Linked DNA regions of Mus musculus: regions 2 and 3 are each linked to region 1. Evidence: chromatin loops called from intact Hi-C (ENCODE). Cell type or tissue: heart. All regions are shown on one strand. Region 1 overlaps Aff3 (AF4/FMR2 family, member 3). Region 2 overlaps Aff3 (AF4/FMR2 family, member 3). Region 3 overlaps Aff3 (AF4/FMR2 family, member 3).

Region 1 (8,000 bases):
ACAGTACTAGAGGACAGTTTTTTTTTTTTTTTTTTTTTTTTTTTTTTTGTTGTTTGTTTTTAAACTTGAGAAGTCATCATACTTCAGCAGTCGTACCACTGGGAATGTCACAGTCAAGGCACGAGGGCTCCGATTTCTCTACAGCCTTGCCAACAGTTGGTGCACGTTTTGAAAAACCAAGCACTCCTCATGCTGTGTCATCTCACACTGGTTTACCCAGCAGAGGAGATGCCGTCTTAAACTTACACGAGAGCAGAGGCATGAGTCTGGGTGCACGGAGTTACATGTGGCTACTACATCTTTCAGAACCACAGAAGCCAAGGGTGCTGAGCTTCATGAGACACACACACCACAGTCTCCGGAGGGATCCAGGTCCAGTTCTTGTCTATCATTTGCCAGCTCCTGATCTCCTTGACTGCTGCTACCTTTAAGTAAGGAAAACATGCTGGACAGTCTCCAGGTAACCAATATGGCTTCAGTTGGAAGATTAAAGTCTCCCTGGAGGTGGGGCTTAAATGAGCTGGAGCTTCATGTAATTAAGAGAATTCTGGATGGAAATAGCCAGTTTAGTGACTTCTTTTCCACGACGCTATTTACTATGACTGCTACTTTGAACCTTCTCTAATTACTTATAGTTAGGTTGCTCCTAGCTTGGAGGTAAAGAATTAAGAGCAGAGGAGGAGCAGGTGCTCGACTCTGCCTTTTATCGCCAGTTAAGACTAAGCTGTTTAGGTGGTGCTGCTAGGTAGCGGCCCTGTTACTAGGAAACAAGTTTTGGTCAGCTTTAGCTTTACAAAGCTCACCCCTACGCAGGCACGCACGCAGGCACGCACGCAGGCACGCACGCACGCACGCACAATAATCTCTCCCAATGTCTGCAACACTGTTGCAAGGTGGACAGAGGGAGTTGCTACTCTTCCCTCTGACAAAGCTCTCTTCCCCCTCCAATAATCTCTCGCAATGTCTGACACACTGTTGCAAGGTGGACAGAGGGAGTTGCGACCTTCCCCTCTGCCAGGGCGGGAAAAGCCACCGAGAAATCAAGTCAGTCATCAGTATCCAGGCTACACATCAGGCTGTGCCGGATGTGCCCAGATTTGACGTGTATTTCCTGAAACTTGTCACCTGTGGAAAGCTGCTTGATCTCACAGGGGTGAGTACCACCGAAGGACAAGTGTGGATGGATGGCCAAAAAAGGAGGGCTGACTATGGGAAGGGTATCTAAGCTGAAGCTTGGGAAGGTTTCCAAGTAGGTTGGAGGAAGTGGCAGGATGGAGTCAGGGAAGGGAAAGCATTCCAGGCTGAAGGAATACGGTGTGTGTGTGTGTGTGTGTGTGTGTGTGTGTGTGTGTGTGGCTACGTATGAAAGAATGAATAGTTCTGTGGCTAAATCACAAAATGGGCCTATGACAGAGCCAAGGCTTGAAAGGGACCTAGGAAACAATGTTGGCTGAGCTCTTATTACTGACCTGAGATATCCAAGGAGCTATGGGGTTTCCACCACTCTGAAGCTTCGCCTCATTTTGCTAGGGCAAGAAAGTTGGCATGGCTGGTCTCCAAAGCAATGATACATGGGTGTGTGCACATTTAGAAAACATGATGTATATTTGAATACAATTTCTTTCCTTTCAGAGTACCAGTGAATAGATCCTAGGTCTCCAGCCAGCTGGAAGAAGAAAATTCTCCAAGGAATAGAAATCTTAGGAAACAGTACTGGCTTGCATCTTCTTCCTCCCCTATCTAAATCTGTCTGAGTCCAACCAATTCCCCTTTCAAATGCTTCGTCATCTTCTACTTTAAGCTTAGAGCATGGGAAGATAGCTGACATTCCTGCACCTGCTTGCTTGGATGTAACAAGGCTAGGAGAGGCACGTTGTACCACATAAATCTCCAGCTGACTATATCTTCTGGGGCAGAGAATGGAGCAGCCCTCGTCCCCGTGTGAAGCACCCAGGCATGTGTTGTGTGTGATTCAAGGAGAGCTGAAATATGCATTGTTTTAAGAGATTAAGTAGGGTGGAGAGGAACCCGAACCCCGGGCAACCAGCCTGTGGTGAGGCAGACCTTCCCAGTCCAGGGCCACATATCCCCTGCAAACTGTGGACCCAGTAGGCACCACCCCTTTCTGTGTCCATTAACTTTGGGTGGCAAGTGACTCAACAATTTGAAGCTTCAGTTTCCCATATGCAAGATTTGGACACTAATGCATGCCGCAGAAGGCTGTCTGTTGATGACATGGCATGGTGACAGGAAGGTGCCCACGCATAGGCCCTGAGACATTCAGCCAGTATGGCCCCCCAGGAGGTCAGAGGTAACCTACCATCCAGAGAGGGAGAGTTAACAATGTGCTTTGTGCCCATCTTTTCTTGCACACAGGAACTCGTGTCCTTTCACAATTACATAAAATAGCTAGGACAGTGACTCAAAGAAAACCTGGCGCTCCTTCGTATGCTCTCTCCAGTGACTAACACCTCAATTTGCAGTGCTCATGGAGTGGTGTTATTTGCCTTGGCTCCTCTTAGGTCTAGGATCAGGCAAGCTGAACAGGGGAGACTTGTCTCCATTGAAAGATGAAGAGCTGTGACCTCAAGTGGCTCGCTGACTCCCTGGCTGTGAACAGGGGGAACAAAGCCAAGAAGAGGCAGTGTTGGGGAGCGGCAGGGTCTCCGACTCAGCCCAGGCAGGTCTTCAGAAAGCACTATTTGATTTGCTACACCAGGGCCAGCAAGCAGGCTGACCTGGCCTGTGATATTTAACAGGGGCCATGGCCTTGGTTAAGCAAGCCTGTTTCAACGTTTTAGCTGAACTGACTACAGTGAGCACAGTCACACTGGATTGATTCCCTCTCTCACGATGAGAGGGATAAAGAGCAGAATACTATGCAAAAGAAGACAGAATAATTGTAGTGAGTCCAAGGGGCAAGGCCGAGAAATGTACTTGGAATTTGGTAGATCAGATGGTTGTTCTAAAACATCTGGAATATACTCTGCGTGGTGTATCCTGAAGGGACATATGCTGCCCAGAGACTGTATGTTGCTTGCCAGGGTGAGGACATGATGTGGCTGCCAGACACTGGCCTAAGAACCAGCACAGGGCAGGGAGCTGGGCAAAGTGAGAAAGGTCAGGCTGTCCCAGCCATCGGGAGCACATTAACCTTCCCTGGCAGCAGGGCACTGTAGTGGCTCCAAATCACAGTCATCAAAGGCTAGCTAGCTAGTGCAAACAGCCAGCGCTCGGCCAAGGCTGTCTCAGCAAAGGATGAAAAAGAGCAGGTCCTTGGGAGGGGAGGACTTGGACAGGGGCAGGCCCTGAGTTCAGAGTAGCAGCTGGCTGGACAGTCAGGTCTCATGGCTGTGTGATTTTCAAGTTCAGAGAGACACTTGGCCAAAGGACAGTTCTGGAGAAGGTCCTGTGTGCCAGGCCAGTAAAGCCAGAGAAGAAGACTCTGTGGGCTTGGAGATGTAAAACAAAATCAAGCCAAAGGCACTGGGCCATGATTTAAATAAATAAACTCCCGTTATAAAGAGCTAGGTAGTTTGAGTTTTGAACAAGACACAAATGCAAACCAATGACCTCAGACTATCAAATGGCTAACATACCGTTCCAGATGTTTCTCTAACTGGCTTGCTGTGGCCCCAGCAGGTTCAGAAAACCACCTGTGCACTTAGGATGTAACATTTAAAAAGCTTTTCTTGTTAGATATATAATTGGTGAGTTGGGAAGATAGCTGAGTTGGTCAAGTGCTTGCCAGGTAAGCCTCAAGGTGTGAATTCAAATCCCAGCACCCATGCAAAAAAAGTCAGGAGTAGCTCTTATCTCAGCACCGGGGAGGCAGGGGAATCAACCCAGAGGCTGGGCAGTCAGCCAAGACAAACAGAATCCCAGGCTGGTGAGAGATTCTCATCGCTAAACAAGAGGTAGACAGCTCATGAGGTTGTCCCCTGGCCTCCACACACACGTGAACCCACACCCCCATATAATATGTTACTCTGTGGTCTCTTTTGGTTTTATCTCAATTTCCCAGAGCAAGGTCACTGAGACTGATAGCACAGGCCGAAGTTCAAGGCAGGCAGCAACTGTATGTTGCCATACTCACTAGTGGTCAGTTTAAACATTCTAAAATAACTGGCCCAGTAACTACCAATTAGTAACTCGTTCTCGGCGGGACAGTAAGTCTGTAATCAAAGCAGTTTGTCAACAAGGTACAGGCAAAAGTCTCTTTCAGAAATATATAATTGTAAAAAGTCTCTATTTTTCATTAGATAGCTGTGACACAGAAAACATGCTAATCACACAATAGCTTCCCCCCGCCCCAGCTTTTGCACTGAAGTGCCACATGTACTGTTTTGTGTCAAGTTAAATAAGAAATAAATAGGCTACAAACATTAGACATACAGAACATCCACTAGCCTTGGTTTAGAAGGGACAACCCCAAGGGTGTTAAAAGGCACAGGATATGCTGACCAAGTGACAAAGACTAAGCAAAAAATAATGTATAGGACTGGGATTTAAACTTAGCAAATGTCTGAGGATGTATTTGATAGGAAGAGGACGCAGTGTCGGATGACAATGTGTAGAAATGAGTAGTGTGGTCTAACTGCCCTGGCACTGAGGCGTGAGGACCTGGCTCCCTCTGCTCCCTTTGCACAGTCCTCAGAGCACAGTGATGCACCTGAACAAGGGTGACAATTGGTTGTGTTACTTCACAGTCACAGTGGCTGGGGGAGTAGGAGAGGGGTTGGCTCTGCTCTATCCCCAGTGCAGAAGGCTGGGGTCACTTCTAACTCTATCTGAGAATGAGGTACACAGTGCTTTGGTGGGAACCTTGGAACCTCAAACCCAGGAGAGGACACCGATCGCCTGCCCTATGGAGGAGAAAAGGCCACGTTGGTCAAAACTCTTGGAGCACCAACGCTTTCCCCAAATTCCCAACTCGACAATGCTTTCTGACTCAGTTCCTTTTCAGAGTCTGTGGTGTATATGTGTGTGTGTGTGTGTGTGTGTGTGTGGTGTGTACCCAATACAGTAAAACCAATTGTTTCTCATATACCTTACACACATATTCTGAAGGTAACTTGAGATGATGTTTTAGCCACGCACAGACCAGGTTTCCTAATAAACAATCTTCCACTTGTGGTGTTAAACCGGTGCTCCAGAAGTTCTGGTGTTAAACTGGTGCTCCAGAAGTTCTGGCTCTTGGAGCATTTTGCAACTGAGAATTTTTGGATTAGGGATCTCAGGCTGTATCTACAGAACTGTTCATTTTCTTTGTTAAGCTATAGATTTTTTAAATTACTATTATGTAAGGTCCATAATACCTATTTTAACCATTCTCCACACATCTGCTCAGTGGTATCAAGTGCAGTCATGCTGCCGCATGGACGTCATCACCACATTATTCTCTTTAAAGAAGACAAAGTTACGTCACCCATGAGCTGGGGCTCTCAGCAATTGTGGACATTAACTAAAAGCGTTAAAGCACTTTCACCCAGAGGACCCTCCTTGCTAACCCCTCCCTGGACAGACATCTGGTGGCAAGTCTGTATTAATTCTCAAGCATTCTCAAACCCACTAAACCACCGTAAAGGGCAATTAGTGGCTTTATACAATCCGTTATTTATTTACTCAGAAGACTAACTTCTTCCTTGGCTCTCTTCTGTTGTGTGAATACATGCCTGGGACCTTTTAAACTGTGTATTATTTACCTGATAGGACTCAATGGTTTCTCTGGAGCCATTTCATTTTATTGTGGAAATTAGTACTGGGTTGGGGGGAATGTTAAAGCAGAGTTCTAGACTCTCTAGCCTGTGCACTAGCCTCTTGTTAATGTCGTGTTAATGCAGCTGACTGGGCTAATAGCCACCCGAGGGCCGTGAGGGACAATTATGTGGCTTCCATCTAGAAGGGCGGGTGGAGGGTCTCCCTTTGTGAGTACTGATGGATGGATATCACAGGACCCTGTTATAGACCAGAGAGACTTAGCATTTATGGCTCTGTACATGGCCCCACACAGTGGTTTTCAAATAATGAGGATTACCTTACTCTGGGAAGAGCTTCAGTAAATGACCCAGAGGAGCCTTCCAGATAGCTGAAGTGAGAGGGTGGTAGAGACACAAGCTGAGGCCAGGTCCCCCTCAGAGGTACAAGCAGACCTCATCTAGGATCCTGGCTTTGGTGTTTTAGGAGAGAAAAAGGCTAGATCAGCGTTTAAGATGTAAACAGTAAATAAGTAAATAAATAAAGATTAGTAGAAGAAGACATCTTCCTTTGGGAGACAGAGCAGTTGAAGAAAGTGCTGCTCTGTGTCTCAGACCCCGTGGAGCTGCTTCTAGTCCCTCCCTCCCCACAGGGCAGAGCCACTCTCTGGATACCCTGAAGCCTGACCCTGTTCATACAGATAGTCCTTGTGCTCCACTCCTGGTCACGGGCACTGATGAAGTTTTCCTTCATGTCACAGCTAAAATGCCCATCGGGTCCCCTTTTCTGACTGCTCCACATACCCTACCAAGGTCACCGATTCCCCCACGGCTTGATGGGGGCTTTCCTTGCTGAAGTGGCTGAAAGCATCAGCCCTGGGGTCGGAGAGTTTGTCCCAGGGGTCTGAGATGTGGAGGGAAGTTGCTCGAGTCTATTAATAGAAAGCCAGGTGCACTCAGTAGGATTTTTAGGGACAGCAGTTTTAGGACACGAAAGGAAGTGGGATCCTATTGACGGCAGCCCCTCTGTATGGCCCTAATGTTGAATCTTTTCTTCCTTGCTGAGATGGCTGTGGTCCTCAGGATGCTGACACACAACTGTTCCAAGAGGAACACTGTGCATGCTGACACACCGGACCATCCTCTCTTTGCCGAATGCCAGGCTCCTTGGGAGTGGGAGCCACAAATGATGGATCTTGGTATGTTGATCCTTGAATGGTGCCTTACCCAGTGTTCAGGTTCAGAACTGTAAATGTTCACCAAATACGTTAGTAGACAAGAAGGGGACATTTTAAGTCTTGCCATGATACAAATCACTGCAATGAGAGTGGGGATGGGGCTACAGCTGTGGGGGTGGGGCTGCACTCATCACCTGACCTCACTTGGTGCCAGAAACTTTCTGATGAGACTGCAGGATCTTCTCCCTGTCCCTGGGTTCTTAACTTACTCTACTCTAACTTAAGCATTGAGCAGTTTACTGAGACTGTCTTGCTTACCCTTGGACTGATTTTGCTATTATTAATTGTTCAGTGTCTCTCTTGTTTTATCCATGTAATAGCTGATCATGTCGCTTGACTCTCAAGCAGGCTGGTACCTGCCTGAACTCCCAATGGTGAGTCCCTCTGCATCAACTTCTTTTCAAGGCACTCTATCACTGACATGGAGTTAGATTCAGAAAATCATTTTTTACTTTAAGCCCAGAGTTGCCTCTGTAACCACAAACCACTGGTTTGGTTCGGCATTCATTCATTCATGTATGCATGCATTCATTCATACATGTATTCATTCATTCATTCATGCACTCATGCATTCATTAATCCATGCATTCATTCACTCATTTGTGCATTCATTCATTCATATATGTATTCATTCATTCATGCATGCAGTCATATATTCATTCATTTAGCCATCCAATAATTTCTTCCCTATCCCTGCCAGGCAACCTCCCAGGGATAAAAAGATGTCTACAGCAGCAAGATCGAGGATGCGAAAGGTGGCCAAGCCTACGGTGGAGGTCTCTGACCATTTCCAAGCCAGTATCGACTGAGAGGATGGCAGAGTGTACAGTTGGACCTGTGTTTGATCACAGCTAGGCCACTTGCTTCCATGTGGCCCCTGGTTGAGTCACAACATGTACCCATGGTTTGGTTTGTTCATCGTTTTGTTTTGTTTTGTTTTAAGGTTCCACGTACCTCTCAGGACTGTTCTGAAGATTTAAAAAAAATGATACAGTTTCTAAAGAGTAACACTACCCTTTGGAGACAAACTAGAGAACAGGGGCTATAGGCTCGGCCAGTAGCGACC
Region 2 (8,000 bases), 130 kb after region 1:
CCGGCACCCAAGGTCACCGTGGAACATTCACCGGGTCTTGGGATCTGTGTGTCTATTTCTGAATAAAAAAAAATCTCTGTCAAACTCACGCACGCTCTGAGTTTGGAGGAGCATCCACAGGGCCTGCAGAAATCATAGCACTGAACCGAGATGCTTAGCCCAGACCTGGGACTTCCTCTCCATGGGATCCATAAAGAAACCAGAGCAAAGGGTGACCCTTAGGCAAAGGAAGCGTTGTGTGCTCCTTTATCACTGAATATGGGAGGCAAAGGCAGGCGGATTTCTGAGTTCGAGGCCAGCCTGGTCTACAGAGTGAGTTCCAGGACAGCCAGGGCTACACAGAGAAACCCTGTCTCGAAACAAACAAACAAACAAACAAACAAAACCAAAAAGATTTTAACACAGGAACAATTTTCTTTTGTTGAATAATGTGGGCTTCAATGCTCTTAGCCACTTTTTGTTGGGGATGGAGAGTAAGAAACATAAGACAGATATAACGGTCCTAAAACCTAGCCCAGGTTCTTCAGGCTGCCCTTCTTATCGAAGGTACCAGAGTTTACACATTTGTAAAAATGTGACAAGAAATCTGTGTTTTCTTCTTTGCAAATTTGTTATTGCTGTTTTCTTTCTTTCTTTCTTTCTTTCTTTCTTTCTTTCTTTCTTTCTTTCTTCCTTCCTTCCTTCCTTCCTTCCTTCCCTCCCTCCCTCCCTCCCTCCCTCCCTCCCTCCCTCCCTCCCTCCCTCTTTCTTTCTTTCTTTCTTTCTTTCTTTCTTTCTTTCTTTCTTTCTTTCTTTCTTTCATTCTTCATTCCTCAATTTAGCCTCGCAGTTACTTATTAAGACAATATGAAATGTAGTCTCCTGGGCCGTATCTTGAGTGTTTATGCACAGTGGTCTCTGCTTAGGTTTAAGTATCTTATTCTCCTTTATGGACCTGCCTTTACCATGGCAGCCAAGGTTGTTAAGGGCATACGGTGCCCAACTTGTAAGTCACACTTTATCATATGGATGAAGTCCAGGAAAGCACTGTAGCATCCAGAGCCACGGAAAAGGCAGGATCAGGGTGAGCTCAGGAGGCTGAAGGCCCTGTATTGACTTTCTTGCTTTTTGTCAGCTTGGGGCTATTTCATGCCTTTTTCTAATCTACAGGAGACTGCGTAATAGGAAGCCTGTGTGGGGAATTACATTTGTGGAGTCGCAGTGAGATTTCACATGGATATGCTGGTACTACATTCAAACTAAATGACCAACCCTAAATTTGAAACACACCATCAAGGTAAGATTTATGTAGATAGCTCTGGCCCAAACACTATCTCCAAACCTCTAAAAAATTAGCTGTCAAGGTTAAAATTCCTAAACACGGAAGATCCAGCCTTACTCTCTCCTTTCCCTCTTTGCTTTTACAATGGAATCTTATCAGAGGGCCCAGGGCGGCAATAAAATGGGGGATATTTTTAATTCTCTTCCATGTTCCAGCAGATCTTTAAAAGTCACACAAAGCAGAGTGGGATGAAAGGCTTTCCTGCTCGCTCTTGTTCTCCTGAATCCATGGGAAAACCTCAGGAGGCTTCCAAGTCTTCCCATGAGCTCCAGCAATTCCTGGGGACGGGATCTATGTAAGCTTTCCAGTTATCTATGAAGAACTGAGGTTTTGGAACAAGGCACCCCATTTGCATAGTCTCTGACCAACCTCCCACGGATTTCCTCAGGGATTTCTACCTCAGCTTTGCACACTCTGTGCACAGCACTGATGTCTGTGCCAAGGCACGGGTGGGACTCAAACTCCTTAACTCACCCGGAGTGTTTGGAATCATTTCTGTCAGTTTTGCTCAGTGCCTTGGAAAAGTTATCTCCTGTCCAAGGCTCTGTTTCCTCACATGTAAATGAGGACAGATAATAGAGCGATAATAGAGAGGCAGTAATGGCGTTCTCCTGAAATGCTACCATATACTGCAGATTGGATATGATTCATGAGATGGCTGGTCCCATGAGATGTCAATCCTAACACACACACACACACACACACACACACACACACACACACACACCAGTGCAGCAATTCACTGTTCTGCAGGCCCCACCCACCCTTTGCCCTTGACTTTGGTGATCCATGGTCAACTGCAATCTGAATCTATCAATAGAGAATTCTAAAGACAAATGATTCCTAAGTTCTTCAGAAGTTTTATTATAGTATAATTGCTCTATTTCATCATCAATATGGTTAATCCCTTGCCATGCCTAATTTATGAACCCAATTTTATCTTAGGTATGTATCATTAAGACAAAACCAGGATATCTAGGGTTTGAAGCTATTAGGCAAAGTTTTGAAGATACTCCTCATGAAAATGGTGGCCTACATGATTGTGATTACTTCAATTATAGGTTGACAAAGTCCTAAAGCTACGGAGAGAGTCCTGAGAACTCAGCTAGAGTAACAGGCCAACTTTAAAGCAACAACAGGGTTTTCAGACCAGCATTTCCCACATCCTTTGTCTTTGTTCAGCAGATTGCTGTAGTGGGGAATCAGCCAGCCGATAACCATGGCTGCCCAGATGCCAGGGGCATGTAGCCACTCAACGGAATAGACACCGAGCTGCTTTATGACGCAGTGCTATAAAGCCAAAGCCAGATAATGAAAAAATAAACCAGAACCTCGAATTAATCCTTCCATTCCAATTTGCTATAAAATATTTAGAGGATTCAGGCTGGTTTTAGGGTGGGACTCAACCTGCCATGGAACTCTGTCGAACTCGCACCGCAATGGCCGGGTTCCCGCCACGCCATCTGTTCCTGACACTTGGTCTCGTTAGTACGACTGCTTTTATTGATACACACAGCCATGCTCCTCATACCATCTTAGCTAGGCATTATTTATTGTATCCATATATACAACAATATTAACACAGTCAAGCACCAGGATGGGTACTTGAGGGCATCATTAAAATCAGCAGTGTTCAGTTCAAGATTTAATGATGATTTAATAGTATTAAATGAGGAAAAAAGGGCCCTTGGCCTTTCCATTCTCATTTAAAAACATATAAAAGAGCAGTAATTCAGGCAGTTACACTTCTCTCAAAGATTTTGCTCTAAATCACAGATGGCAAGGAGAGGCCATGGCCGGGTGCTGGCTCACACCCCACTCACTCTGACCGAAGCCAGAAGTGCTTTGTTGGGTCATGATTAGCAAAATGCTTGCAAACTCAACCCTTACATCAGAGTCCGGTCAGCACTAGGCTGAAGGACAGAGGTAAAGGACAAGGGAAAGGTGATGTGGGGTTCTCCCAAGGCTGCCCCGTGCAGACAGCCATCCTCCCTCACAAGGCACTGACACCAACGTGCATCTGAACATGCTGTGGGAAGGAAGTATTCTGCTCTGTCTGCAGGGAAAACCTTGTGGCTTTGCTCCTTGGCTCCCAGGGCTTCAAGGCAACATGTTTTGCACACTCAGCTCCCGCTTGCTCTTGCTGTCCACAGACAGGCCACACATCTCTGTTGCAGAAACAAATCATTTAGCAATTCTCTGGGATGTGCAACCTGCAGAGGAAGACTACACAGTTCTCTCTAGACACCATTAGGCTGGGTTTCAAAGTTGGGTGGAGGCTGTTTTGGCAGAAGAGAAATAACCCTGGAGTTCAGTGGGAGGTGAGGCAGCCTGTTTGCTTAGTTATGGACCAGCTCTGCTCCTGCCAGCCCCTGAATTCACTCCCTATCTCTAAGCTTCCTCCTGGACCCATCCCAGATTTTCTGTAATTAGAAGACAGAACAAGACTAGATTACATTTATAAAATGTCCTTCCTTTAAAAGGCTTGCCATAACTTCTGTAAGAAGTTGTTGCCAATTAGGTGACTGGTAATGTCTGCATTTCTACAGACTGTAAAAAGCAAGCAAATATCATCAGAACAAAATGGCTAACCTCTCTCAGAACCAGGACCAGGCCAATCTCAAACTATCTCGTGTGTTAGCCTGCACGAGTGCCACCTATCTGGCATGAGGAGAAAGTGATAGTGAGCATGGGCAGGGTGTGTCAGGGGAAGCCTTCACTGTATGAGGAGGGACACTGCTTGCAGGACATGTCCCACTGCTAACAGAATCTTTCCCATACTTTCTCAAGGCCTGCTGGAAAAGGAAACAACCATAGCAGAGGCAAATTAGCTGAGAGCTACAAAATGATGCTCTCTGCATTTTAAAGCACATTACAGAATCTGTCAACTACTTCCAACAATGAAGGCGATGTAGAGCCAGCCAAAATTACACAGGCATGGACTCTAGTGATGATACCTAAATTAGACCGTGGATGGCGGCTCCTGCAAAAATAAATGCAAAGTGATTGCTCATCAGAAAACCCACACGCTCCCGTGCAGACCTCTCCCGCCTGTGATAAATTCTTCCATCAAAATGACTACTCAAGCATTTACCAACTGCCCTCGAAATACTGCAAGTTGATGTTTCTCATCTGAAAACGTGTACACAGCACAGAAAAGGGAGGGAGTTTTACAGCAACACCAGAGTCTTGAAGCTTGTATGGTAAAGGCAGGGCCTCAAGAAGTTTTACAACCTGGTGGAGAACTATGTGGTAACTACTGTTACGACTGCAATCAATTTGCAACAATTTGCTAACAAGGCTACCTTACACTACCCAAACCACATAGGAGCAGTGCTTTGAAGTTTTGAATGAAAGACACAGAACCTCTGGATGGATGAGATCTGAATTCCCTTTACCCAGTGAAGGGGTTCATAGACACATCTGTGGTGACTCTCCTAAAGAGCACTGTTCGCTTTTGTAACTTAAGCAATGATATCCATTAAGTAGCTACTGAATTTGACAAACTGTCTCAACTCTGGGAAACATTTTACTAGTCACAGCTAAAGAGATACTATTTGCCGTCTTAGTGGGTAAAGGTCAAAGGTGCTGCCACAATCTTACAGTCCCTGGAATTGTCCCTGCAGCAGGAAATTACCTAAACTCAAAATGTTAATAGCGTCAAGGCTGACTCCTTGATAGACACATGAGCCAGCAGTTCTGTTTAGCGTAGATAAATGAAAACATACAACTATGCGAAGATTTGCACACAACAGCAGATTTACAAAGCCTGAAAGTGAAAACTCAGACTATCCTTTGACAAACAAATAATGGAGAAGCCTATTATTGGTAGACACATTCAATGGGATCCTTCTTAACATTAAAAAGGATGGACCAAGATATGAGCAACACAGATGAACCTCAAAAACATTTTCACACACCAAGGAAGCAGGGCCCAAAGATTATATCTTGCTTGAACTTAGACAGCTAACATCTGGGATCGGCCTTCGAAACTCATCTGTGGTGCCGGAGCCTAAGACAGCGAACCTGTTGATGAAGTTCGTCTTTCGAAGGTTTCTCCTTTCCTGTTCTGAACCTTGTGTCTATACTTTCCACACACTTGTGTGAACTGAATGTGACAGGCATGCTGTCAGCAAGCCCTGCATACACTTCAATTTCTCTGGTTTCTTTTTTGAATTATGCAGAATCATGGGACTGAACCTTCCAACACTGGGAGTTTCCCAGTCATCTCTTTCCTTTTTGTTTCCGAGTTAATATCATTTTGACCAGAGAACATATTTTTCTGTTCTTCAGAACCTTCTAATGTAGGGAGGTGTGTTGTGAACACCAAACAGTCTAGTTTACCAATTGTGCCATGCATACTTGACAAAAACCACTGAGTGCTGAACTGCCCAATGGGATGTGCTAAGGTCGCTCAATGAAGCCACTAACCTGCTGCTACTGGGTGCAGGGCTCATCATGTCAACTCCTTTGCTTGAGATTTAAGGTCTTCTGTGATCCTACTAAAAATTTTTTTTTTTCTGTCAACGATGAGAAAAGAATACTGAAATCTCCAACTAAAACTGCCAGGTTGTTTCTCTTGCTATTTCTACAGTTTATACCATGTCATAAAAGGTTCCTTTATTTTATGAAAGGTTTATAAAGGTTGTTACATAATTCCAATGACTGGTTACACAATTCTTATTATTTTAAACTTTTCCTCCAAATTCCTGACAATATTTGTCTTGGATTCAATTATAAAGACAACGCCTTCCATCCTCGTTTTCTTTAGATTAGCATGTGCATGAAGTTTTAAGTCTTTTGCTTTGGAAACCTTGATTTATTTTCAAAGCATATAGGCAGCATACTGTCTGCCTCTGAATTGTTATAGCCACTTTAATAACCTTAAACTTTTAAGTAGTGCCTAGATAAGCTTTTCTTTAAAGTAATTATAAAATGATAGAATGTAAGCTTACTTCTTTGATATTGGTTTACATTTTTTTCTCCGAGTTCTCTGTCTTCTTTTTAGGGTCAGCCTGATCGCTCTTTCCTATACATTTTCTAGGTTTCTGGCTGATCTGCTGTCCTGCTGATTTCCCTGGGTGTCCCTATGGTGACTTCGCACATTCTGTGTGCCCTAAGTAGAAGCACAAACCTGTGTGCGGACAGCTTTAGAACTCTCGTGACTTCAGTTCTCTCCCCTCAGCCGTGGCTTCCTCTCTTTTTGCTCTAGGCTATCGGTTATTTAAAATAAAATTAAAACTAGGAAAAATAACATTCACCATTTCCAGAATGTTCATTTTATGGAGACACAGTTTCCATTCGCCCCGACTAATGTACGACAATTCTTATTTATTTTGTTCCATTTGTTTCAATGAATTTTCTTGTTATTTGTAGATGAACTAATTTGCATTTATTTTTGAAAGCTGTTTTTGATGGGTTTAGATGTCTAGGGTTTTCTTTCCTACTTCAAACATACAGCCCACTATACCACTGTTTGTATCATATCCAACAACAACAGCAACAAAAACAACAACAACCAAACCTGCTTTTCTCTAGATTTTCCTATCAGTGGTATTTGCAATTTACAATTTTTAACTCATATTAATTGCATTTTGGTCATCTTGCTTCTTGCTTTTGTTTTGCTGAACTGTATTTTTTCAGTCTTCGAACCCTCCCATCCCCTCCTAGCCCAATGGTACTAAGGAATGGCAGTGCATTAGTGCACCCATAGAGTACATTTAGAATGTCAAATTAGGTATTTTCTTAGCTCTAAAGATCTGCTTTGTAGAAATTTAATGGCCTTCACTGCTCTGTGCATCTAACCTTTTATATGGAGGAGAATACTCTAGCCCACGGTGAAGCTTTAGCCCATCATTTTTTTTCTTCCATTTCTGTTTATCTTCTCATTGGCCAGTTCTCTTTTTGTGATGGGTCACAGGCTTGGTCTTCTTGTCTGTCAGCATTCGGGTTGCCCACTTACTAATACCATGGGTGCTAGGCTGGTAAACCCCTTTTTTCTTTAGGTATTGATGAAGTTGGGAAAATTAGTTTACTTGTAGAGTAGGGTGCTCTTTTTACATTTTTTGATGAATTTCTGTAGCATAAAAGGTAATGTTCTGATTATGTCATCCTCATATATACATATCCAGTTGTTAACTTATACCTTATACTTCAGTTTGTTAGGGTGGAACCAATCCCTTGACTCTTGGGTGTTTTAGCTCCTTTGCAAGTCTGCTGTAGGTTTTTAATGAGGTCTTTCCATTACAGCCTGTGAAAATTTAAATGTACCTCTGCTGTATTTTAGTACTGGGAATTACTTAGCTCGTGGCTTCATGGTAATATTTTACTTCTAGGGCCTATGGAATTTTACATTTTGCATGCAAGGATTAGCACTCAGACAGATAGAAGGACCCCCACCCCCATCCCCACCACACACATACCATGTAGACTTTTTGGCTCTTCCTGTGAACACTGTCATTTTGTCTCCTGTTGTCAATCCCAGCTACCTAGGTCTTTCCAAACTCTTGCTCTATTTCTTTTCAACCCAGACCAACTTCAAGGTTCTGCTTGGACCTGTCCCTGCGTACCACAGCCCAGAGTCATCTCAGGCGACTGTCGGGAGTCAGGCAGTTCATTTCCCTTCACAGGATCATGAGTCTGAACGGACTGTGGTCTGATAACTAAACCCAGCGACTTC
Region 3 (8,000 bases), 79 kb after region 1:
GTGGGAAATGCATTTCTCTATTGGGTTAAGTCATCTAGTCTGTGATATTTTATAACAGTAGCCCATAATGGGCATGCCTCTCCAACAAAAAGTTGTTCAACGTCTTAAATTTTCCTTCCAATTCACACCCGACTTTGTCTCAAGACTATACGTTCCTAAGATAGGTTTTGACTTCACCTTTAAATACGACAGCCTTTCTGACCCTCAGATTTCTCATACATAGTGTGTCATGTGGGGAGAGTGTCCCTGCTTATACCTGTAAACTCAAATGAGGGATATATGCATATATTTGTGTATTGGGTATGCATGTGCTTGTGTATGTAAGCACAGTAAGTATATACATAGACACGAATAGGCCTATATAATATTGCATACAAAAATGTCTAAGGCACGGGAGTCTTAAGTTCCCCACCACAGTGTTCCTCTTGCCTGAGTGTAACAGAAGGTCAGGAAAGCGCTCCAAGAGACTCCAGGCCCACAGTGCCCCTCTTTTAAGAGAGCCTTGTAAACCCAGCTCTCTGTTTCCTGTGACTTGAGTGGCAACCATGACACAGACGACAGAGGAAGGTAGAGGGGGTACCGAGGAACTGATACCACCAGAGGGCTTAAACTTAATGCCTTGCATAACCTACTTAATTTTTATACATTAGAAGAAATAAGGCTCTGGGGAAGGAGCGGAAACCAACATTTCAGGGAGTGGATGTTATAGAAATATAACGGAAGGAAGAGGGGATCACTAGCAGCACGTCAAATTGCATGAGTCAGGCTGGTGTCTGGTGAGTGAGACTTTAAAATATGTAAAGTTAAGTACAACATTCTGATGGTTTCCCAACACATTTCCGATGCTCTTTTTATCTGTCTGTGAAACGAGACAGATGAAAATTTGTTAGGCATTTCAAAGACTGCTGCTTTCATAATAATCAATCCTCTTATCAAAGAATGACTGAAACACAACTAGCTTACCAACGGCTTACCCTCTAGCTGTATACATTTTTATCTAGTCCAAATGGTAAGCAAAATGACTAACTTCTTCAGAGACTCTACCCTTTCCAGTTCTTTAGAGTGCCTCCAGATGGCATTAAAACTCTTTCCCCATTATATTCTGAGGCACAATTTAAAATTAGCAACATTTAATCATTTAGGACTGTCATGTTTATTATTTCTGAGAAAACACAAGGAAAGCCATCAGAACTTTAAAGGGATATCCCGAGGAACACAACCTATAGAGATACAACATCCAGCCACTTTGTGGAAGGCAGAGCCATTCTATAGACGGAAAGAGATCTCGGACAAAATAAGAACATGACACGATACTGTAGACTATGACTGCAAATGAGGGACACTTCATGTACCACTGAGAACACTGATCCAGAAACAGAGACAATCACAAAGTCACTTCTATAATAAAACATGTTCCAGTCTTCAAAAGTAATAAAATTAAACATTTTAATGCAGAAGCCTATGATAGATCATGATTAAACAGTCAGTGTTGGTTTGTGCTTCAGTGGTGTTGAGCATTGGTATATGAGATGATGATGATGATGATAACAATAATTAATAACATTATTATTTGACACTGGGCATGGACTCAGTGGCCTGGAACTCACCAAGTAGGCTAGAATGGCTGGCTGCTGAGCCCCACGGATCTGCCTAACACTGCCTTCCCAGTGTTGGGATAATAAGCATACGCTTGTACCACATGCCCCAGCAAGTGTTTAACTGACTGAGCTCTGGTACCTGAATTAGATATCATATTAACCATTAAAAACATACTTATGTTCTTTCAAGTCTGAGGGAAAAAAGATTGTAATGTAAGAAGGAGGGACAGGTACCTTCTAAGTGTCTTTTCTCATCTTTAAAAAACGCTTTACTTAAAGACATCAATGAACTCTTGGGATCTCGGTGATATTTATAGTTGGGTTTGTCACATATTTCGGAGGTGGGACTGCGGATGGCAGGCAGGCTTTTTAAGGGACTTGGGCACTTCACAGTATGTGGCATGCAGGACAGAATGTCCCCCAAGCACATGTGAAAAGTTCTGCAAATCTTATGTCAGTGTTAAAAGTCTCCAGCCAAATTTTAAAGGGCTCATCTCCATTCTCCCCAGCACTCTCTAGTCTAATTATATTTCTACTTTATAAAGAGGAACATTTGCATTTGCAAGATCCCTTTTCTATGCTAAAGCAGGAAAAACCTCAAAATGCGTCTGTACCCGAAAGCATTTAAAAAGGCATTATCATGAAAAGAGAGATCTGTGGGCCTCCTTTCCACTCTGATTACCACTATTACACGATACTTGCACTGTTTCATTTTATAAGGCATATTAAAGAACAGTCATCTCAGAGAGGAACTGGAAAGACACTTACGAAGTGTTCGATGCGCCATTGTCTGGACTCCCTGGCTCCGCATCAGCTTTCTCTTAAAAAAACAAAAAAAAAACAAAAAACACCAACATCAGTTTCAGAGTTTTTAAGATGTAAGACTAAACATACTTCTATGCTCCTATTAACAAGCTTTCAAAGTGTGCAGCAGGAGGCTTTTAAACATCTTTTATTGTTTGAGAACCGAATGTGAAAAAAAAAAAAAAAAAAAAAAAAACGGTTTCGCTTTGGCAATACAATTGCCCAGGCACGGGGCCCTGAGAAGGTACCAAGGAGCTATTTGCAAACAAGCAGAGACATGGAGTGCAGACCGTGCCAGAAGATGAATATCTTACAATGGAATCAGTTTCTCTCCACTATGTTTTACAGAAAGTTGAAGGAAATGAACTCATTAGCGCTGCACATCCAAGGCATGCTCAACTTTGATCCCTTCTGCTAACACGAGCCAAACGGGGTCAGGCTGAATTAGAACCTGGAGAGAATTTCACAAAACCGTGATGCCATTGTCATGAGATGTTTAAGAATTTTATCCCCTGGACAACTCTGGCAGCAGGTTTTGGGGCTCCCAATAAAAGCAGAACACGATATAAACCAGAAATCCCTTCTGACCATCGGAGAGGCAAGTGAATGAACATTTCTATGCGACGTGGCTATTGGATTTAGTTTTAGGAGTTTGGAAGCAGTCCAGATTCTTTTCAAACAGGCATAAGGTAATACTTAATCCTGGACCAACGGGCAGTTTGAAATGTGCACCCTCATTTTGTAAGGAGCTCTTCTGGTTTTCTGGCAATGGAAGGGAAGGGCTGCTCATGCTATGGTATTGCTACAGAGGGCTCTACAGCGCCAACCCAACAGGAAGGGTTGAGGTGCAGGAGATAAGCCAGTGGCAGCAGCTAAGCTTCCTTACATTCATGGTAGGCCTAACACCTCCCAGCATCCTTTGCTTCTGCTTAGCCCCTTCTACCCAAACACTGGACGGTGATATCACTTGTCTTCTATCCACCCTGGCTTGTGGTCATATCGCTTTGGGAACAACCTTCTGGAATACACAATGAACTTATCTGTCCAAACTGAGCTCAAAAGCCTACTCTGTAGCTGCTTGAAGGAGATTAAACAATTTTGAGGAAGAAAAGACAAGTTATATACACAAAGCTCAGATTTAACTGTGGTGTCTATATTGTGCTAGAACACTCAGAAGAGGCAGCCAGCCACTCAGTCCAAATCCCATTCATTAAGAAGGAAAAAAAAAGCCACAATACCTACGTGACTAGTTGGTGCCCAACCCAGGTGAAACATGTTCAGATAAAAGCAAACACGACAGACTGGCTTGCTCTAACACACCGAGTTTTACATTACATTGCATCTTCTGGGCGGAACTGTGGTATGCTCATTTAGGAGACATGTAAGGACTGGTCAAGGGGCCTGTATGCTGGAAAACAACCTAATTTAGCCCTTTCCAGATTCCTATTCCCAGAACCACCACCATTCCTGCCAAAATCCCAAAATACAACCGTGGCACCTGTGTTATGTAAGATAGAATTAAAGGTTTAATGCTTATATACATGGACTCTCCTCCCTCCCCCAAGTTTAGAGAAATGGGTTACTGTTCCCAGGGAACAGCTGCCAACAGTAACACTGAGGCACCATCACAGTGGAGGATATCAGACAGGATCAGCAGTACTAGACAGTAAACATTCCCAACTGTTCCAGTCAGAAAACAGGGAATCATTAGAAGATAAAGAAAGACCTCGATCGGGCATCTCCGTGAATGTTTTACCTTGACCAATAATCCTGCCAAGGAGCCAGGCTGAGAGGATCCAGGTTGGATTGCACATGGGGTCCAGGGACTGGAGGTGTTGTGGACTGGCTTCAGCATGGGCACAAAGCCGCAGCTCATTATCTCTGCTCTTAGCAGCATTTATGTTGTGGCAACAGGGCAAACAGAAGAGGTTTGGACGAATAGGAGAGATAACATGGGGCCAAATGGGACATGCACAGGAGAAGTCCGATAGTGGGTGTTCTCGGCAACCTCGGTGCCAAAGGGACTGGCACTTTCTGGGGAGAAGCAAGGCCCAGATTGAGACAGGAATTGCAGTTTCTTTTCATTTTTCTTTTTCTTGTCTTTTTTTTTTGGGGGGGGGGGGGAGAGGGAGCATCAAGCAAATTAAACCCCCAACGTCTTTGAGAATTTAGGTGATGCAATTTCTGAAGTCAATTTGAAATGTTCAGGGCACGAGCTACTGAGAATCATCACCGCTTCAACCAGGCCTCCAGGGAAAGCGACAAAGGGCAGTCAGAAAGCCTCAGGATCAGGAGTTTGCAGGTGGCTGCTTGTGCCCCACAGAAAGGACTCATGGGAGTCACCTTACATTAGCTCTTGGATGCCACCACTCTCTTTGGGGGGGAATCTGCATTGCTCATTAAAAAGTAAGGCAGAAGATGTACAGGTCGGTCATTTTGCACAGGGGAATAGAATTTCAGAGAGGAAAGAGGGAAATGAGTCACAGAAAGCATCGTGCAGATATCTGTGAAAATGCATCCGGATATATGCAAATGTATATAAAGATATTAATCTATCTATCACGTGTGTGTGTGTGTGTGTGTGTGTGTGTGTGTGTGCCCCATGAGGGTGAGGCATGCATACCATAGCAAGTATGTCTGAGGACAATCTCTGGGAGTTGGTTCTCTCCTATCATCTCGGTTGTATGGTAGATCTCAGGCACTGAATACAGGTCACCAGGCTTGGTAAGAAACACTTTTATTCACTGAGTCATCTATCTATCTATCTATCTATCTATCTATCTATCCATCCATCCATCTATCATCTATCTACCTACCTATTATCTATAATCTATGCATCTATTAACTATAATCTCTCTATTATCTAGATTATCTATACACATAGATAGTCTATTATCTACAGATTATCTATGTCTATAGATAATCTCTATGTATCTATTACTTATAGATATTATCTATGAATCTACTATCTATAATCTGTTATCTATAGATTATTTCTCTATCATTTCTATATATCTTCCTTCCTTCTCCACTGATCCACCCACCTATCATATATTATGTATGTATGATACACGTTTTCAGTGTCACAAATGCCTTCTGATGCAGTCACTAAAATGGAAGTAAATGGGCCGAGTGCAGCTTAGAACTTTTAAGGTACAGTCACTATAGAGATGGGTAGAGTTGAGGCATGAAACAGATCGATCACCCAGCGGGTCATTTAAAACATGATAAAGCTTCCTTTATAAGTGATTACACACACTGAGGGCTCCTGTGTGCCTGGTATTCTGCCTGGTAGAGGTAAAGATAAAAAATAATCTGATTCCCATTCCTTTCGAGATAGCGAGTGCCCTGCTGGGTTTCATGGGAACAACCTTCCTGACAAAGAAGAGTTTGGAAAGGGAACCAAATCGACCCGTGGAGTCCATGGCTTTCTATGCCCTGTTGTTGTTCTGGTTTGATGTCTTAGCTTTTTATTTTGGACATGTAGTCGGCTGGAGAGGGAGGAAGGGAAGGTCTGAGAGGACTGGGGGTGGGGCAGGATGAAAACGCTCAAAACACACTGTATGAAAAGTTTAAAAATAATGAAAAAGCACAATATACAGCAAATGCCAGCGGGTGAGCGGCATCTAGCAAGACTGTGATAAACTGTGCCTTGGTTTTGAATTTTTTAACTGAAATGTTACCAAAATTACTAAAATACTGGAAAAGGTTCGCACCCCCACCCCAATAGACACGCAGTATGCTGAGATTTCTCTCAAAAGAAGACTCAGCCATCCTGTGACACTTCCCACAATTGTAGTCACGTGTAGTTCAAGTGCATTTGGGCAAGCAGCAGTGACTTCACCCGCTTCTGTTACTTGTTACCCTGCAATTACTACTCTAAACAATGTATCTGCCTTAGATAACATCTACTCCCATTCATGTAATAAACTCTCCCTCCGTAATTTTCCCTAATTCAGTCTTTACTTTTAGCATTTCGTGTATGTATTCATGACTGTAAGTATATTTAATCTTTAATTTCTCACATTAAAAACAAAGTCAAAGATTTATCTCCTCCAAAGAAAAGACAGAACATAATCTTCTACTTCTTGACTAATCTGCTTCTTTTAAGAATAATTCTGTGTTTTTATTTCATGTGTGTGAATGTTTTGCCTGCTTGCACATCTGTGCATCAAAGGAGTGAGGTGGCTCTAGGGAAAAGTGCATCAGCTCTCTTGGAAGTGGATAAGGACAGTTGTTAGCTGCTGCGTGGGTGCTGGGAACAAGCAAGTGTTCTTACGGCTGAGCCCCCTCCGCAGCTCCTCAGCTTCTGTTTTTATACAAAGCACATTGAGGAGGCTCACTCACGGCTCCTTTCCTCCCTCCCTTTCTTTCTCAGCTCTAAGCAGCTAGATCTCTCCTTTTACGCTGTTAAAATTTAAAATAGTCATATTCTGTTCAATCATAATCATTAACAAACCACCGTTGTTAATACAAATTAAGGAATTATTGGATTTGCTTATAGGTCAATTAGAGAAATTACAAAGCAATCATGAGCACTTAGAGTCTAATATGAGTATTAGATAATAACGAACAGGGCAGTGAGGGCTGACCCATGCAGAAGGAGGTCAACGCTTGCGAATTTGTGCCAAATGCTTGTCACTCTTTCATTCCACTGCTCCATGGGTCAGTTATGCTCAAGTAAAGGCCAGGCCAATCTTCCTAAAAGATTGCTAAACAGTATGTGAATTTACTTTATTTAATTTATGTGAATTAATGCACATAAAATGCATAGGTAAATGATTTGGGAACAGTAAAAAGTTTTTAAAAATTAAAATGAACTATGGAAACACCTTCCAGGTGGGAAACAAACAGTAACGAATGGTCTAGATCCTCCAGAGGGCCTCCAGTGGGTTCAATCCTCTTTCCTGACCTGCTGTCAAGTAGCTAGAAAGAAGATTCTAGTTCAACCTTCCTGCTCCTTTCTGGATAGATAGACCACCAGGGACACATTCCCTGGTCATTGCGGTTTCTCACTTTATACGAATGGAACTGTACTGCAGTTCCATGGTCCTCTGAGTCTTGCTGTTGACGCTCAAGAGCAGGCTTCTTATAATCGGCCACCAGGATGTGCATAGCCTCTTGCTACAGAGGTGTTCTGTGAGCTTCTGACCTACAGTATTAGCCTCAGTGGGACTCCAGTTCCCATGGACTCATGGTCCGTCACCCACCTTCCCTGGCTACTTTCATTATGAAGCTTTGCTTTCAATACTGATACAACAAGGTTCAAACTTCGTTCTGCCTGTAAAGTCTTACCACACTCATCTTTTGCTCTATAAATTCGAGGCCCAGCTTGCAGACTTCCATATATGCGGAAGTTTGAAACTTGATGGGCACTGTACCGAATCTACAGTTCAATGTGTAAAGAATGCTAACCTGTACCTTCAAATGCCCATCCCTGATGCTAGGTCACCTGTAATGTTTCTCAATAGTTTGTTAAAACTTCTTAATTAATTCTAATCATCCATCTGTGGGGTTTTCAGTGTTCTATCAATATATTGATGATCGCACCGCTCCGGGAAATAAGTTCGGGGATTTGCACCCTAATGAACACTTTTC

Evidence for each region. Peaks named below come from ENCODE experiments on the same cell type or tissue, not always from the same donor. Only the 100,000 strongest peaks of a DNase experiment are listed, where the experiment ranks them.
Region 2: a loop joins it to region 1, with 1.8 times the contacts of the local background. A loop is called at or near these places in 2 of 42 quality-filtered maps.
Region 3: it touches region 1 in a loop (2.2-fold over the local background); 2 of 42 quality-filtered maps call a loop at or near these places.

The regions. Positions count from the first base shown.
Region 1 is chr1:38,238,815-38,246,814 of GRCm38, forward strand. All of the region lies in intron 10 of Aff3 (AF4/FMR2 family, member 3), which reads right to left. Gm16150 (a long non-coding RNA gene) reads left to right here. Exons shown (of 4, transcript XR_865363.3): 1 at 1-1,153; 2 at 6,763-6,895; 3 at 7,255-7,308; 4 at 7,635-8,000. Among named protein-coding and RNA genes, the nearest start is that of Gm16150, 24 kb to the left of the region's middle. In heart, no CTCF peak of the experiment used is centred here; DNase peaks (open chromatin) are centred at 1,947, 2,237, 2,647, 3,197 and 1 weaker place; H3K27ac peaks cover 214 bases.
Region 2 is chr1:38,365,069-38,373,068 of GRCm38, forward strand. The region is part of intron 5 of Aff3 (AF4/FMR2 family, member 3); the gene reads right to left. Among named protein-coding and RNA genes, the nearest start is that of Gm16150, 150 kb to the left of the region's middle. In heart, a CTCF peak has its summit at 3,975; no DNase peak of the experiment used is centred here.
Region 3 is chr1:38,317,746-38,325,745 of GRCm38, forward strand. Aff3 (AF4/FMR2 family, member 3) reads right to left here. Exons shown (of 22, transcript NM_001290814.1): 8 at 2,367-2,418. Among named protein-coding and RNA genes, the nearest start is that of Gm16150, 100 kb to the left of the region's middle. In heart, a CTCF peak has its summit at 1,066 (motif pointing right); a DNase peak (open chromatin) is centred at 4,296.